Regions from separate parts of the Homo sapiens genome. Here region 1 is linked to region 2. A link is a loop called in an ENCODE intact Hi-C map of the cell type or tissue named here. Cell type or tissue: heart right ventricle. All regions are shown on one strand. Each heading gives the region's core, and the rest is flanking DNA. Links, peaks and the distances in the headings are about the cores only. Region 1 overlaps PHF21A (PHD finger protein 21A). Region 2 overlaps CRY2 (cryptochrome circadian regulator 2).

Evidence for each region. Hi-C counts contacts between places; a loop is a spot of excess contacts. Peaks named below come from ENCODE experiments on the same cell type or tissue, not always from the same donor. Only the 100,000 strongest peaks of a DNase experiment are listed, where the experiment ranks them.
Region 1: it touches region 2 in a loop (2.9-fold over the local background); 44 of 110 quality-filtered maps call a loop at or near these places.

The regions. Positions count from the first base shown.
Region 1 is chr11:46,002,811-46,010,810 of GRCh38, reverse strand. The region is part of intron 6 of PHF21A (PHD finger protein 21A); the gene reads left to right. Among named protein-coding and RNA genes, the nearest start is that of LARGE2, 84 kb to the right of the region's middle. In heart right ventricle, for the core only: a CTCF peak has its summit at 4,177 (motif pointing right); no DNase peak of the experiment used is centred there.
Region 2 is chr11:45,854,436-45,864,329 of GRCh38, reverse strand. CRY2 (cryptochrome circadian regulator 2) reads right to left here. Exons shown (of 12, transcript NM_021117.5): 2 at 8,240-8,348; 3 at 5,457-5,599; 4 at 3,298-3,482; 5 at 2,182-2,270. Among named protein-coding and RNA genes, the nearest start is that of CRY2, 12 kb to the right of the region's middle. RefSeq lists enhancers at 2,078-2,372, 2,308-3,507, 4,479-5,024, 4,018-5,217 and a silencer at 2,078-2,372. In heart right ventricle, for the core only: no CTCF peak of the experiment used is centred there; DNase peaks (open chromatin) are centred at 4,489, 6,009 and 8,182; H3K4me3 peaks cover 427 bases; H3K27ac peaks cover 7,418 bases.

The DNA.
Region 1 (8,000 bases), core at 1-8,000, 150 kb before region 2:
TAGGGGTGTAGAGTTAGTCAGGGAGAGACACAGTGAATTTCCAAGATAAGGGGAAAAGAGAGGCACAGAAATACATATATCTTTTTCCTTGTTCTTCTCTAACTTCTGTGGGTCAAGGCTTTGCACGCTGGCTTAGAAAACCTGTTATTTCTTCCACAGCCAAGATTGTTTTGTTTTGTGATTGTTGACTTGCAGTATTATGAATTACCAAAAGAAGAGAACCCAAAAAGCATACTCCGGTGCCAAATATAATTTAATTTTGAGTTATTCATACCACTATTCCCAAACAATGTCGTAAAGCAGAAAGAAATTCAGGCATTAGAGTCAGGAAACAAAGATTTGGTTTCTGGCTTTGCCACTTAACTGTATAATTTTAGACAAATTACTAAATCTCCTTGAGTTTCATGTTATTCTTCTGTAAAGTATCTTCACAAGATTGTTGCGAGGTATAAGTAACATAATGTATTTAAGAGAAAAGCCTTTGTTAACTGTAATGTCAGTTATATTTACAAAATGCTGACATTTTAAAAATAGTTGTGTATTTTGGACTGTTCCTGGTCTCAGGTGACTTAATCATTGAATTATTAAATCTCCATTATTAATTTTCTTTAGAAATGCCCAGGAGACTGCTTCATGAGTGTATATCAGGAGAGAGCTTTAGTTTTTGTCTTTAAATGATTGTTCTCATTCCTGCAGTAACTCTCAAACTTGGCATATTTTTCTCCCCTTTCTTTTAGTATGATATGGTTAAGCAACTAAATGAATGTTCCTCAGACTTCCCCAAAATTTTTGATTCTGGGATAGAAGCAGGAATAATCTTTTGTTAGAAGCTGAACAAATTAGGATACTTATTTAATGAAAATACTGTAAAGTGACTGACGGCCCCTTTATCTGTTTCAAGGAAACACTTAGCACCTAATTGTGTAAGCCAGAAAAATGCAAGGTGATGAAAGAGTTATACCAGATGAAATGACTGTTATCCTGAGTAACCACACATTCTGGACCAAAAGACAAAGCAGAACACATAAAACAATGAACGAGCAGAATTATATTAATTGTATTGTGCAGTGACTAAGTGGATGGGCTCTGTAGCCAAACTGCCCAAGTTGGAAGTCTGCTCTGGCTCTGCTATTTGCTACTTTTGGAATGTTGGAAAGTTACTTTTCTGTGCTTTAGTTTCTCCATCTGTAAAATAGCATACTATATAGTACATATCTCCTAGGATTGCTTTGAAGATTAAATTATGTAATACATAGCGTGCTTAGAACTGTGCTTGCCTTATAGTAAGTACTATAATAAATGTGTGCAGCTGCTATTATCGTTACATGTTTAGATGTTAAATTGTATGGTTCAGACACTTGGTATAATAGGGTTTCACAGATCATTCTAGGCAGGTAGAGTCAAGAAAAGTTTTATAAAGGAAATGGAATGTGTCAGAACCCTCAAAGGTAGATGGTTAAACAGAATTGGGTGAAAGAAAAAAGGTACTCCAGGACCAGGGAACATCATGAACAGAAGGTGAGAAATGTGAACTAATGGCCGGGCGCAGTGGCTCACCCCTGTAATCCCAGCACTTTGGGAGACCGAGGCGGGCAGATTACCTGAGGTCGGGAGTTGGAGATCAGCCTGGCTATCATGGTGAAACCCTGTCTCTACTAAATACAGAAAATTAGCTGGGCATGGTGATGCACGCCTGTAATCCCAGCTACTCAGGAGGCTGAGGCAGGAGAATCGCTTGAACCCAGGGGGTGGAGGTTGCAGTGAGCCGGGATCACGCCACTGCACTCCAGCGTGAGCGACAGTGAGACTCCGTCTCCAAAAAAAAAAAAAAAAAAAAAAGTGAAATGTGAACCAATTTGTTGAGTTCACTGAGCAGGGAAGAGTCCAGTCTGATTGAAGGATCTGATTAAGATGGAGGGTGAACACTGGTCAAATAAGTAGTGGAATGGGAGTGGATAGGGTTGACAAGATTATTTTGTAGTTGCATTCACATTTTACAGTTGCAAACATAGCATTTTGCAGTTGAATTTACATTTATTTACTTAAATCTAACAAAAATTATATTCAGATTTATTTATATGAGATATGTAAAACATATATTATTATTTTCCTTTTATTTTATAAATGAATATACTGGAACTCAGAGAGTGTGACTTGTCCAGCAGCACCAGGTTTTCATACACAAAACCGAGTCACATTTCCACCATATCTTGCCATTTCTCTTCCTTTGCTAGATATACAGGTAAATTTGACAGCCAATCAAAGCAGACTCTTTTCCCGTCTTCTACCTTTGACCCATGGAGTAGCTTTCAAGACATTGGCACTTCTCTACTGAAGCAAATCTGGGTCAAGATGAGATGTATGCTGCCCATTTCCTGAGTCCTTCAGGAAAGCAAGAGAGGAATTTTGATTAAGTTTAGCTCATCTTTTCAGAACCCAGGCCATATGTGGTCCATAGTGTCCCGGATATGCTTCACAGTGTGGAACTCTGCTCTGTATTTTCTTTAATAAGGACACACACACAGGAAAATTTCAATTGAAGACCTCACAAATGTTTTGAGATTTTATTGAGTTATCATCTGAACATTATGGATTAGTCTAGGATTTCACATGATAGAGTGTATGGGCGTATGTGAGTAAACAAATACACATTGTAGGGGAAGGTGCTGAAATGTTAAAGTTAACATTCCCAAATAGAAAATGGGATAGTTTGCAGGTTACTTTCTGAACTTCACTTCGTGTTAATTTTCACCTACCAGTTGGTGGGTAGAACAACATTAAACACATTTTACTTTAGTACCCTTCTGTTCTTATCTGGAGCATGGTAATCCCAAGTACAGACAGAAAAAGAAGAAGCAGATATGCGATTAAAAATGAAAATAACATAACAACACGGATTATTGTGATAGATCCTGTACCTTTTTAAAGACTCTGACATTCCACTTAGGAGTAAGATGGAAAAGTCCCTTGTTCTAAAATTTGAAAATGATAAAAATAAGTCATATTAATGGAAATTAAAGAAAGAATATGTCCATTGTTAGGTTATGTAAAGGGTACACATCTCACTTCTTTCACATCGTTTTTTGATTTAAATTAATGTAACTAAATTTTAAAATGACGGATTTAATATTCATGCTAGCAGTTTATTTTTAATGTGAATAAAATTAACAGTAAAACTATCATAAAAGATAGATGGGGCCGGGCACGGTGGCTCACACCTGTAATACCCAGCACTTTGGGAGGCCACAGCAGGCGAATCACCTGAGGTCAGGAGTTCGAGACCAGCCTGGGCAACAGGGTGAAACCCCATCTCTACTAAAAATACAAAAATAAGCTGGACATGGTCGTGGGCACCTGTAAACCCAGCTACTCAGGAGGCTGAGACAGGAGAATCACTTGAACTTGGGAGGTGGAGGTTGCAGCGAGCCAAGATCACGCCATTGCACCCCAGCCTGGACAAGAGTGAAACTCCATCTCGAAAAAAAAAAAAAGAAGAAGAAGAAAAAAGGTAGATGGAAGTATCTTCTGTAAAGTGCCACAGATTCCTGGCTTCAGCGCTACCTGGATTCCTTGAAAAGACAGGGGGCCCTTTTCTCATCTCTTAGAACCTCACTATCACTTTGCATGTTTTTGAACACATGGTAGGTATGCAGTGAGCTAGTGTTGATAGATGTCTCGTCACGTTATGGTTGGTTGGAGGGAAGAAAGATCACTTTTTAAGTTAGTCACTCTATATTTAAGTGTTTTTGTAATGGGAAATCACCTGTAAAACGAGCTTGCAGGAACGCTCTAAAGATTAAAACTGTGAAGTGTGTGGCATATGCTAGGCACTTAATAAGTAAATAATAGCTCTTGTTATTGTTATCTTTAAATTTTACTGACTGTTGTTCTGACTTTGACTTTGCATTTTCTGAGATCTTTGAAAATACATATTGTTAGTACCTGTTGATTTGTATTTTGTGCCTTTGAAGGAAAGAATAGAAATATTATTCCAAGGGAGGGTTGTTGGTCTTAAAATATTTTTGTGCCATTTTTATTGTAGGCAAGTATATCACATTCTAATAGGCGTTTAAGACAGTTCAATACTTAATACAAGTGTATCTTTTTAAATAAGACATTTGACCAGCTGAATAGATTGTAGTAACCTGTTGTAAACTAGTTTCAGCTGAAATCTCACTGATCCCACTAGATGGCGTTAGTTCATTAAGGCATAACTTCATCCTCTAGCTCAGGCAGACAGCTGCCTGTGTAGATGAACTGATTTTAGTATCTTTAGAGAGTGAATGTGGCAGTAAACTTTTAGACTCCTTGTTATTTATATAGCGTGATTTGTGGAGGTTATTCAGAAAGTTTAGGAAGATAGAACACTGAGGGCAGATTTATTCAAACTAAAGAACTATAACAAGTTGCAATATTTCGTTAGGTGCTTATTAATTCTGGATTTGACTTAGCCTTTGCCCTAATTGTATATACAACCGAAAGATTAAGAATTTACTGATTTCTCATGGTTTTTTGCCCTATTAAAATAATTCTTGTTTGGGCTTCTGGAAGCATTGGAAAACAAATGAAAATTGGGAGTACACATTTTTTAAAGCATGAAGTTTATAACATTTAATTTTAAAATCATTTGGCTCTTATTTATAGGAACTATGTCAACAGTGATCTACTTGTCAGTTAATCTGGTTCTTTAATCGTAAATGTAAAATAACAGTGAACATCCTAATTCTTTAATTCTCTCTTGTCTGAATTTGAATTATTTTTTATCTACAAAGACTGTTTTATATTAGACCAGCCCATTTTCAAAGTTTAAAATTGTGCTTTTCCACAGGCATTTGTAGGCTCCAAATAAACTTTTAAAATTGTATGTTTTATTTTTCTTACTGTTCTTGAGAGTTCTGAAGTTGAAGTTTTTTAAAGAAATGAATACGATTCACATGCAAAAAAAGCATTTCCACATTTCATTAGAAGTGTTTCTTTTTTCTTTATGATCAGATTCATACAGCTAGAGTAAATTGTTTCAGAATTGGTGGGATGATCCGTCTTGAGCTATGGAAGCTTAATTGTGCTACAAATATTATTCTTTTATTCATTGCTCATAGGGAGTAAGTAGTTGGTGCTGATGGTTCCCCTAATGTTTATTTAACTATTCCAGTATAAGGCAGTTCACATTTCTTAGTAAAAGGATCGTTGATAGTTTCATTTACCTAGTATGTAATAAAAAGCTGAGAATAATCAGGGGCATTTGCTAATGGAGTCAAAATAACCTGTTTTATAAGTCAGAACAGGAAGGTCTGAACATTTGGTGCCCATTAATTAAGTTAATATTGCAAATGAGGTTTTTGCTTTTCTTATTATCTTGAAACCTTCAACCAGAAAAAGCAACTGCCTAAGATTATTTGGTATATACAAGGCGTTAATATATTGTGCAAATATTCTACAGTCTGAAAAATCTCAAAATCTGAAACACTTCTGGTCCCAAGCATAAATTTGTATAAATTTTATACAATATTTTACATCATTTTGTACATGAAACAAAGTTTTGACTGCATGTTGACTATGATCTATCACTTGAGGTCAGGTGTGAAGTTTTCCAGTTGTGGCATCACGTCAGTGCTCAAAAAGTTTTGGATTTTGGAGCATTTTGGATTTCAGATTTTTCAGATTAAAGATGCTCAACCTGAATTTTTGGACTGCGGTTGCTCTTGGTAACTGAGCCTGCAGAAAGTGAAATTACTGATGTGGGGGACTGCTGTATTAGTTGGGTGTATACATGCATGTGTTAAAATTTAACTGCATAATCTCATTTTCCATATTCAGAGACATTTGCAGTAAGAGACAAATATTATTGTAAAGGGAAAAAGTAAACTTTGTTGTGTAGTGCTTATCTGTTTCCCTGTGTTTTTTCTTGAGGGTAGCCATGATAAAGAAGGGGAATAAATTTCGAACACATGTAAGTATGTGTGTAGTGAATGGGAGAGAGGGAGAGATGGTATTTTCAGGAGGCATAAACTGTATTTTACAAAGACATCTTTTAGATGATGAGTCCTTTAGTCTTGAGGAGACAGTTCAATGGAAAGCATTCTAGGCCTGGCAGATACAGCCCTCATCCACAGTAAAAGTTAAGTGCTATGAAAAAGTAATAGTCTGTGCTATGCAAACCAATATGAAGAAAAGTGAGTTTTTGTTTGATAAGAGGTCAAATGAGCACAGTTCTTTAAAACTTTTATGTTGAAGAAAAGAATAGAGAATATTCTGTCATAGCTACTGATAAAATATTTCAGTTTATGAAATATTGTCACTTACATGTTTTAAGTAGCTTTTAATATAATCTTAGAACAAGGACTTCCTTCTCTCCTCTACCCCTTCCCTACTCCCCAGTGTCTCTTATTTCTTATCTATTAAAAGTGAAATCCATTTCCTTTGGTCAAAAGTACAAGTTTTTTACAGTGTCCAAGACATCTCAAATTGATTCACTTTGTTATATAGAAAACACCATCTGTGATGTCAGACCATTTCTTAGAAAATTGACTGTTAAGAGCTCTTTTGCATTGAGTTATTTGGTTTTTATGAAGATGAACATTGGATGAAATTTCTTACCAGTATGCATAATTCAATGATTTTAAGAATCTATGGAAAATAAATTTAAACATTTTTAAATGAAATGGGATAAGAAAAAGGGGAGACAGGATTTTATTCATTGGTATATCTTTTTAATTTTCTACTTTGTGACTCCGTTTAAAAAAACCAACTCTGTAATTTTGAAGCAGAGATTCTGAAATTACCACTTTTCTAAAAATATCACTTACAGCTGAAACTTAATATATTGAAGCATTTTTGTTCTGAGGATGATACATATTTTCATAAAGATGTATTTCCAAATGGAAACAGCACTGAAGCTTCTGAAATAGGGAACCTTTCCAAAATAGGCTGTGGTTGCCTGGGTGAAGAATATTAGGTTGCAACACTCAAAAAGGAAATCCTGGCATAGGAAGCAATTGATGAAGGGCAAATGTCTGCAGAGTGTAATGAAGCTTTTAAAAGCACTTGTGTGGGCCTGCATGCAAGGCCTTGCCAGTACTTTTCAAATTAAAATTCATGTGCTCTGTAGTGTGCTGAGCCATACTCATACTTCCATCTTTACTTCTCTTCTACATAATATATCATTCTTATTTTTAATCTTCTATAAGTACTAGTCATCATCCTAGTGAGAATTGTAGCGTTTTCTCACTCTGCCCTTCGTGAAAATGTCATCATCATTATGGGCAGCAGGGCAGCTTTATGGTGTTTTAAAAATCAAGTTCATCAGCATTTTTAAGCTATCAATTTCTTGTTTTAGTGTCATTAGTACTATGAATATTGAATATTTTATGACTCTTTAGTTTTATAAAATATTTTTTTCTTTTAGCAGTGGGGGAGAGGATAGGTATTATCCTCATTTTGTAACAGTATTAACACCGAAGAGAGTCTGAGTGATGACTAGACACATAGATGGTGTGAAAAGAAAACTTGGCATTTTTTTTTTTTTTTGAATGTTAGCCTTTAACCCAAGCTCTTTCCTCCATACACTATATGCACAAAGTTTTTAGGACTTTTTTTAGTGGCACTCTCATATACAGATTTTCTTTTCAAAGCAAGAAATAATCTGAGCTTTAAAAAGATTCTATTGAGGAAATTATTCTACTCCTGTTTTTATAGTCTCAGAATGTCTCAAGATAATTTTAAATGGGTTTGTGCTATTTGGGGGAGAAGAGAAAGTCACAGAAACTTACCTGATTTTGCAAATCCAAAACAGTTAGAAATCATAGTATTCAATCTTTAGAAAAATTTCTGTAGCAGATATTTATCCAATTAATTCATTTTATTTGAATTCATTTAATTTGAGCTGTGTTTTAAGTAAAAAGGTATCAATGATCTACTTAATGTTAAATACATTGGGTGTTTTTTTGTTTTGCTTTGTTCTAGAGACTTTTTTTTTCATTACAAATTTCGGCCTTGGGGAA
Region 2 (9,894 bases), core at 1,113-9,112:
TTTAATATGTTATTTAATTTTCTTTTAATCTGCACATTTTATGCCATTTTTTTCTTTTCCTTTCCATTGTTCTGGGAAAGAATCCAGGCCATCTGACTTGCCAAGATTCCCACAGTCTGGATTTTGCTGACTGTATACTCATGGTGCAGTTCAACAAGTGCTGTGTCCTGTGTATCACCTGCACATTGGTGGCTAGTACCAGAAACTGGACTGGACTCAGGTTTGATCCCTTTGACAAGACTACAGGGGGCACATAATGCTTGCCTCCTTCTATGGTGTCAGCAGTCACCAATACATAATGCATCATTATTGAGGGTTACAAAATGGTGGTATTCAAATTCCACCATTCCTTTTTAATTTAATAATCAGAATACTTTTATAGAGAGATGCTTGCCCTCATCTACTATTGAGTAACCCAGTGGTAAAGATCATGTAGCTTCCTCTGCTTTTCAGTAACAGCATCTCATATTCCTGTGGAGAATCAGCCTTCCCTGATCCTAGTCCGAGTGGATAAAGCAGAGCTAAACCTACCTTCCAGTTCTGGGAGCGGACTCATGATGCAAGTCTGGCCAGGGAAAGCACCACCTCCTATACCTGGCCACAGTCATTGAGTCAGGGACAGTCACATGACCCAAACCAGGACAATGAAAACATGCCTTGGGACTTTTCCTGGTGCTTTCGGAAAAGAGGCACATACCTTCTTCTATCTAGTATTGCTAAACTGGCATGAGTAGGTGCTCCCTTCAGATTTGGAGAACTGAAGGAAGCTAAAATAAACATCCTGAAATCAGGTTCAACTCCTGTATCTCTAGCACCATTTGTTCTCCCAGATGTGCAGGACACAGTATTTCCTCTGGGCACCACTGAGTCTGAATATGTCCATGGCGTAAGGGCCCTTGAGAGAAGGGGCCCGCTCTCTGGGGGTATGTGGAAAAGGAGCTCCTGTCGGTGACCTAAGGGACATCCTTCTACAAAATGTTCTCCAGCTGATAAAAACTAACCATAGATGATAGCTCTTTACAGGTTTAAGCCTTACTCTACTCCTGCAATCCCATTTGTCATCTCCACCCTTCTGCCCCTTGGCCCAACCTTTGTCTTCAAACTGGGCCCAAGAATCTCTAGGTGAACCTTTTGATGTGGACAGAGATAGCTAGTCTCATCCTTTAAGTCTGTGGGGCTTGCTTTCGTCCCAGGCTGAAGGAAACAACCAGGTAGAAACATCGAGGCTGTGGGCCTTCACTGTTGACTGGACACCTCCAGGGCTGGAGAACATTCTTCCCAAGTAGATTTGCCTTGGCCTCCTTGTTCTATTATCGTCATCATCTGGCTGCTAGGCAAAATACCTAGCCATCTTAGCAGGCATAGAAAAAGCTGACATTTTATAAACCAGCTGCAGGGGGCAGGAAACTAGGAGCTGACTGTTCTCGGACATGAGAACTTTCTCTGCTCCTCTAGCTGCAGGGGAGTGAGGACTTTGTGACACTGTGCCTCTGAGGCCTGGGCTTCTTTCCTCCCCAGTTCTCACTGCACTGGGAGGTGGGCCATTTGCTCTGTGTCCAAGCATATGGAAATCAACACGCTGAAAGAGTTCCAGCAAAAAGGTGCGGAGACACATCAACACAAAATAATCTTATAGATTTTACTAACCAGATATCCTCTTAGTAGGGGGAACCTGCCCACAGATGAAAGAAAAGCAATCCGACATAGCTTTAGAATAACATAGAACAAGGTCTTACTGTGTTATAAGGTGAGCATTCCTAATTCAAGAATCTAAAATCTGAAACACTTTTGGTCCCAAGCACTTTGGATAAGGGATACTCAACCTGTAATTACTAACTTTGTGACCTCAGGCAAGTTACTTAACCTCTCTAAGCCTCAATTTTGTAATCTGTAGAATGAACAGCTTAGTACCTACCTTGCAGGCTATTGGAAAGATTAAAAGAAATGCCAGCAGGTGCTTAACCCAGAAATGCTGAGCCTAGTGACCAGCACATGGTAAGTACTCTCTAAATGGTAGTTGCTGTTAGTGTTGCTGTTGTTATGGCCATCAGGAGGATAGGAGGATTTTTCATTTTCCAAACAATGTGAGCTAAGAGGGACTAAAGGACATGGACATGACCTGTATCTCCTGCTGTGTGGATATCAGTATCTGCAGCTCTGTGTCTCAGAAACGGCCCATACCTTCCGTTCCAAGTGCTTATCCAGGCGGGCCAGAGCTTCTGTCTCTCCTCCCTGCCAGACAGCTGGACCAAGTCCTTCAGTGGGGAACCCTGAAGAGAAGGAAAGGTCACAAGACAGGAGGTTTGACCATTTCAGTGATAGCCCGGCACGGCTGTTCTGTTATTTGAACTTTATGAGAATTGAACCACAGTGTCTCGGTGCTACTGGGGGTTAGATAATCCTTAAAGTTTTAGCGTTTTCTAGGTCAACTTGGTTCTCTTCCCACAGTCACTATTTTCTCTGCTTTCCCCTGCACCCTCATCGCTCCAGGTAGATGACAACAATCCCGGACCTCCTGCCTTTTCAGATTAGCTGGCAACAACTGTGGTTTTCAGGTGAAAAAGGCTAATAGCTTTGTTCAGATCAAAAGACTGGAGGTGTGGCTCACGTCTGTAATCCCAGCACTTTGGGAGGCCGATGTGGGTGGATCACTCGAGGTCACCAGTTCAAGACCAGCCTGGCCAACATGGTGAAACCCCGTCTCTACTAAAAATACAAATATTAGCTGGGCGTGATGGCAGGCGCCTGTAGTCCCAGCTACTCAGGAGGCTGGGGCAGCAGAATTGCTTGAACCCGGGAGGTGGAGGTTGCAGTGAGCCAAGACTGTGCCACTGCACTCCAGACTGGGCAACAGAGCCAGACTCCGTCTAAAAAAGAAAAAAAAAAGGTAAGAAAGAGGGAGGGGTGAAAGAGTGTAGTTAGTAATCTGAGAGGCTGACAGATTCCCTGCTTTCAACAGAAGCAATACTAGCTATCTTGTTACTGAGAAGCCCATGGACACCAGCACCAGGCAGTGCCTGTATTGTCTGCGAGAGGTTAGTACAAAAATAGAGGCATGATCTAGAACCAGAAACAGAAGATTACATGTATGAGTATGAACAGAACAAATACTAGAAGGACACAGTTTAAAATTAATTGTGGTTACCTCTGGGTGGTGGAGTAATAGTGACTGCCATTTCCATTTTTGTTTTCCTGTGCTTTCTAACCTTTCTATAATGACATGCATTACTTTCACAAAGAATTTCTTTACACAAAAGCAGGCACCAGCACAAGTGGCTCTGGGCAGGAAGTACGCACCCAGCTCCTCCAGGGAGGGCACGCCGTAGGTCTCGTCGTGGTTCTCCTGGATCTCGGCCCTGCAGCTCTCCATCTGCTGGCTGGTCACCAAGCCCACTGGCTTCTTGGGCAGCTCCATGCGGCTGATGATGGCCTGAAAGCGCTTGTATGTAAGGGGTGGCTTCTGCCCATTCAGCTCAATGATCCTGGGGAGCCCAAAGCATAGCTAGTGTTACCCACATGGCCCTGTGATGTGGGTCCCTGCCCACCCAAAAAAGAACCCAGACTCTGAAGGCTTTGAGGGTGGCTTTCCTCATCCACTCACAGGTCCCATGCCTGAGTGGAAAGGAGGGGGCAAGGGAGGCCGCATCTCCATTTTACCGAGAGGGAAAATAAAGCCCAGAGAGCTGAAGCAGGTGCCTCAGTAATGGAGCAAGGCAGGGCCAGAGCTGGGACTCAATTCCGGGCTCCCTGGTGTTGACGCAGAGCCGCCTAAAGACAGAGACTGACAAAATCTCTAATCACAGAAAAATCCCTACTAGCCTGCTTGGCACTTGGCCTATCTGTCCAAGCTAAGGGAATCCCCATAGGCCTCTACCACCCATGTAAGCCCTGGAGAAAGTTCTTTGATAAGAGCTGAAGACATGTTTTTTTTTTTTTTTTTTTTAACTCTAACATCATAAGGAATAGCAGACATGTTCCTTTCTTGGAAAATCATCCCCTTCTTAGCCTCCATTTATTAGAACATTGAACAGAGAGGTGGAAGACAGCTTATCCTCCCAAATTCAGAGACTGGAGCTAGAGTTCATAGCCACAACTGATACTTAAAGAGAGTCTTGTAGTTTACAAAGTATTTTTCATGACCAGGGAAAACATAACTGCACTCATGCAAGAAGGAAGGAGTATCAGAGGGCGAAGAAGAGAACGGAGGCTGTTTATATAAGGATGAATTGGGATGGTATGGAGCCACATTCCCGGGGCTCTTCTTGGCCAAGAAGTAGCTTACGCAAGGCCCATCTGGCTGGGTGAGTTCATTTCTCAGTTTGCTCTCCCCACGTTAGTGGAGATATATGGTCGGCTGCTGCCTCTGCTATGCCTCCCTCTCCTCTGGCACGCAGCAGGAGGAGGATCTCCACACCCAGCCTCTCCTCCTGAGGGCCCGGCTCACGTGCACAGCTGTGTGACCTGGCTTCTTGGCAGCCAGCACTGGGTTGGGAAGTGGGGGTGGGGAGCGGCGGCGGCTGCTGGCTTGGCAGCAGCAGCAACAGCAGCAGCAGCAGCAGGAGGGTGACAGCTCTGGCATGGCAGGGAAGGGGAGGAGAGGATTTCCTCCTAGAATCTCTGAAAGCACAGAGGCTGTCACCAGGGGAGGAGGCTCCTCTGTAGTTAGCAGCTCCCTGCAGGGATCTCTAGAGCCCTCCCCGCCACCAAGCAACATGGCCTGGAAACCCAGATAGTCATAGAACCTGGGAACTCTTTTTTTTTTTTTTTTGACACAGGATCTTGCTCTGTCACCCAGGCTGGAGTGACGTGGCATGATCACAGCTCATGGCAGCCTCAAGCCCCTGGGCTCAAGTGATCCTCCAACCTCAGCCTCTTCAGTAATTGGGACTACAGGCATGTCCCACCATGCATGGCTAATATATTTATTTTTAGTAGAGACGGGGGTCTCACTATGTTGCCCAGGCTGATCTTGAACTCATGGACTCATGTGATCCTCTCAAAGTGCTGGGATTACAGGCATGAGCCAGCATGCCCAGCCTAGGAACTCATCTTAGGTACAAAAACTGGACCTGTGTGAACAGAGGTCTGTTGGAGGGGTAACAGACAGGGTCCACTGAGGTCAGAGGGCAGCTGTTGAGCAGGATGGAAGTGGGAATATGAGGCACAGGTGGGACTCGGGCATACTAGGAGCAGATTTGTAAATACCCTGAGTGTGGGTCCTCACTGCTTCCATGCTTTGGGCCTAACAAGCCTCTCTGCCACCTCAATGGGGTAAAGCTCTTTGTGACCTGTTCTACAGGTCCTGACTCTGGCCTATTCTCCTCCAGCTTCTAGAAGATGCCATGCCTCCTGGGTCAGGTAGCCCTAATGCTGAACCTCTCTGAGTTCCGCTCAGCAGGGGCCCAAATTACTAACTCTCACAATTGGTAACCTGATCCCTGGGCCCCATCTCTTACCTGTCCAGGTCATAGAGGGTATGAGAATTCTCCGTCACTACTTCCACACCAGCCTCCTTGGCCATCTTCATGATGGCTGCATCCCGTTCTTTCCCAAAGGGTTCAGAGTCATATTCAAAGGTCAAGCGGGTCACTCCCCATTCCTGTGGGGAGAGGATCTGTTATGCTCAACACTGTGTTTGGGGAGGAGGGGGAAGCTGGACTCTCAGTTCCTTCCTGGGAGAGAACAGAGCTAGTCTAGAGACCTATCTGATGGGCAGCAGAAAAAACTAGGAACAGGGATTTGATCTGGAAAGCAAACAAGCTGAGGTTCAGAAAGTTTGAGGAGGGCAGGCAGTGTGGCGAAGCCAACAGCACAGCAACAGTGGAGTTGGGAGAGAGGTAGGCAGCCTTGTGCACTTGCTGTGTCCTTGAGGTAGGAGAATGCAGCAGGAGGCCATAAATACAACGCTCCTGGGAAACCCCCAGTCCCAGAGAGTGGCACTGACTCACAGGTGGGACAGGACCACAGCCTTCTGCCTGCTCAGCAAGCTTTTCCCAGAGCTCCTCACAGCCCTGCAGACTTGTGGCCTAGTTTTCTTGGCAGAGTTGTGCTATGTGAAGTGTCTTAATTGTTTCCACAGCAACACTCCTGAGGCCAATAGCAAACAGAGCTAATAGGTTCCAGCCCTGAGAGAGTCAGGAAAGGGGAAGCGATCCTTAGTCTGGAGGTCAGAGGAAACTGACCAGAGGGGCTACATGTTGAAAAGGAGGAAGTTCTTTCCTAAGCCTTTAGTCATTTCTGGTAGGAATTTCTAGATCTCATAGCAAGCTGGCCCAGTGAATGGTTGTACAGTCAACCCACAGAAAGCCCTAGAGCATGCAACTTGCAAGAAGAAAAACACATTCTCCAAAGTCTCTGGTCATAGTCTCTGAAAGCTCTGAACCACAGGGGCAAATGTCCTAGCCATGCACAGGCTGGTCTGGTCCTGACTCAGCCCTGCCCGGGGACTGGGTCCTTAGCAGGGCCAGTTATCCCTCATTCGAGGATATCAGCATTAAACATTGATTGAGCCCTTGCTATATGCCAGGTACCATGCTTATAGTTCATATAGGTTACATCACTGAATACTCATTGTAACCTGTGAATAACAATATTATTAAATTACATTTTCTCCAAGAAGCCTTCTTGACCTCCTCCTTCAATATAATTCTTCTGCACCTTGTCTTTTTTCCACTGCAGCATGTATTATATGACAATGATACACTTGCCTGTTTCCCCTATTAGTGTGAACTCTCAGAGCAGAAACCATGTTGTCTCACTCATCATCATTACCCTTATACCTAGTATGGGGCCTAGTACCTAGCAGAAGCTCAATAAAAATACATTACATGACTGAATGGATGACCTAGCTATATCTCTGGGATATAAGTGGGTTGGCCTCTGAGTTGCTGGGGGAGAAAAAGGGCAATGTCGAGGGGAGAAGGGAGGCAAATGTATTTATATGGTATGGTGGGTAAGGATACAGCTCTAGAGTCAGAATCCAAGATCGTCACTTATTAACTTCACAACCAATGACTGTTTCCTCTCCTGTAAATCGGGATAGCAGTAGCCACCTCTTAGGCCTGCTGTGAGGAAGAACTCAGTTGATGTAAACAAGCACTGGGAACAGCGCTTGACTCATAGGCAGCCCTCAATGAATGTGGGCAATTACTAGCACTGTGTGATTTGTACATGTATGCACAATTATGTGTGGGGTTACGGGGAGGGGAATTGAAGGATGATGTATTCACTAAGCTGTTTGCCTTGACATGACTTTTCCTTTTGTCTCGGAGTTAGGGTGGGGAGGGGCATGACAATCATTGTGTGCTGCTGAGGGTGATGGCAGTCTGTCCCACAGCCCTCTGTCCATGAGTTCCTGTGCTTCTATGTGGGCCTTAGAATATACTTTTTAAAGGGATTGAGGGAAAAGTGGACTGGCCCCGTTACTGCAAACAGAAACCTATGTGGCACCAAAATGAAGATTTCTATCAATCATTTACCCCATGGGAAACAAGAAAGCTTCCTCAGAAAGGCTGACCTTTTTTTTTTTTTTTTTGAGACGGAGTCTCGCTCTGTTGCCCAGGCTGGAGTGCAGTGGCACAATCTCGGCTCACTGAAAGCTCCGCCTCCCGGGTTCACACCATTCTCCTGCCTCAGCCTCTCGAGTAGCTGGGACTACAGGTGCCAGCCAACATGCCCAGCTAATTTTTTGTATTTTTAGTAGAGACGGGGTTTCACCATGTTAGCCAGGATGGCCTGGATCTCCTGACCTCGTGATCCGCCTGCCTCGGCCTCCCAAAGTGCTGGGATTACAGGCGTGAGCCACCTCGCCCGGCAGAAAAGGCTGACTTTTCCCAATAAGCAGAGCAAAGCAAGATGGGAAATGTACCTTGCTAGACATGAAACCCCACCTCAAAGTCTTGGCCTAGAAGGAACCCTAATAAATCTGGCTGGCTTGAGCCAAGAAAACATTGAAGGAAGCCAGTGGCATCCAGAGTGGAATGACTTACCACATCCTATGTCTGGACTGAGCTGAGAGCTTTCCAACAAGACACTGGTTTCCCAGAATTTTTTTCCTTAACACAGTTTCCATTCCAAGAGCAAGCTAACTGGCTGCCTTTGCTCCCAACTTCTCTAGCAGCAACAGCCAGACCAGCCCTGATGTTTCCATTCCCTCAGTCGGAATATCATATCACTCAGGCTGTGGGGAAACCGTCAGGGACAGAATCTCACTGTCTTCTCTGGGGCTCTGCACGCTTACCTTGAACAGCCTTGGGAACACGTCGGCTGGCTGTCCCCGGACTACAAACAGGCGGGAGTTCAGTTTCCTTAAACTTGTGTCCAAATCTTCCAGAGACTGAAGTAGGAACCTGTGGAGTCCACACAGGCCTTGTTAGTGATAACATCATGAAGAGTGGCTCTCTTTCCTAACAAAGCAGGGAGAAACTGGTTCGCTGTTTATGCCCAACAGGCAGCCTCATGATCACTAGGGCTGGAGAGGCCTGGGTTCCAGCCCAGGAGGGATGTGGTAGTGGATCAGCGCTGCTCTGCTTCAAACCCTGGTCTTGCCACTTACTAGCTGTGTGACTTTAGGCAATAACCTAACCTCTTTGCCTGTTTTCTCGCCGGTAATGTGAAGCTGATGTTAGTACCCATCTCATAAAATTGCTAAGAAAAGAAAATCGAATAATGTGTGAAAAACATTTAGCACTGTGCCTGGCACACAGACATCATGAGATAAATGTGAGCTGTTCCTAGTGTGGTGTTTCTGTGTGATCAGAGGCTAGTCACTTACTCCCTCGCAGTCTCTGGGGCTAGATATAAGTATCTGCCCAGCATGAGGTTGTTGTGAGACTCACGTGGGAGCCATCTGAAAAGCCAGTGCAATACTGTGGTATGAAGCATTAAGGTCCTCTTAGCAGAGGACCAGACTGCCACAGCCGGGAAAATCCTCCTTACTCTGGTGGAAAAGACTCCTTGACTTTCTGCATGCATGCTCTGGGCCATGCGTATTTCTGCTGCCACAGCCTCACAGCCTGCAATGGGTCCCTAGTTCCCAGAGCTTTGTTTGGCAGGTGGCTCACTCTCCAGGCCTCTCCAGGGCTCTGGTGATCAGGTTCTCATCCCAAGAGGGAGAAGGCCTTAAAAGGTACTTCTCAATAGCTATCTTCACATTTTTGTGGGGGTGGGGGTGGGGAAGACCGCAGCTAGGCAAGAACTTCAGCAGGAGACCTGGATCACCAGGGGAAAGGGAAAGGACATTAACATTTGCTGAGTGCCTTCAGCGTTTTATTTTTAAATTAAATTAACATTATAACCAGATAAACTATTCATGTGGCTCAAAATTCCAGTGACAAAGTGGTACATAGTAGAAAGGGTTTTCCCCTCCCTCACTCCCCAGAGGCAACCAAGGTTATCAATGGGATTTTGGTTCTGTCATGCTTTTTAAGTGCATTTCTGCATTTAATTCTCTCAACTATTTTGAAGGAAATAGTACCATCCTTATTTTATAGATGAGGAAACTGAGACACTCAGAGGTGAATTAATTTGTCTAAGACCATAGCTGTTAAGTGACAAAGCTGGGGATTCAGGAACCTAGGGTGGTCACTCTGAAACCCACATTTTCCTCTCTGTGCCCTTTTTTATTTATTTATTTACTTTTTGAGACAGAGTCTCGCTCTGTCGCCCAGGCTGGAGTGCAGTGGCGTAATCTCGGCTCACTGCAACCTCCCCAACCCAGGTTCAAGCGATTCTCCTGCCTCAGCTTTCCGAGTAGCTGGGGTTATAGGTATGTGCACCACACCCAATTAATTTTTTAAACAATATTTTTAGTAGAGATGGGGTTTCACCATGTTGGCCAGGTTGGTCTTGAACTCCTGACCTCAAGTGATCCGCCCTCCTCAGCCATCCAAAGTG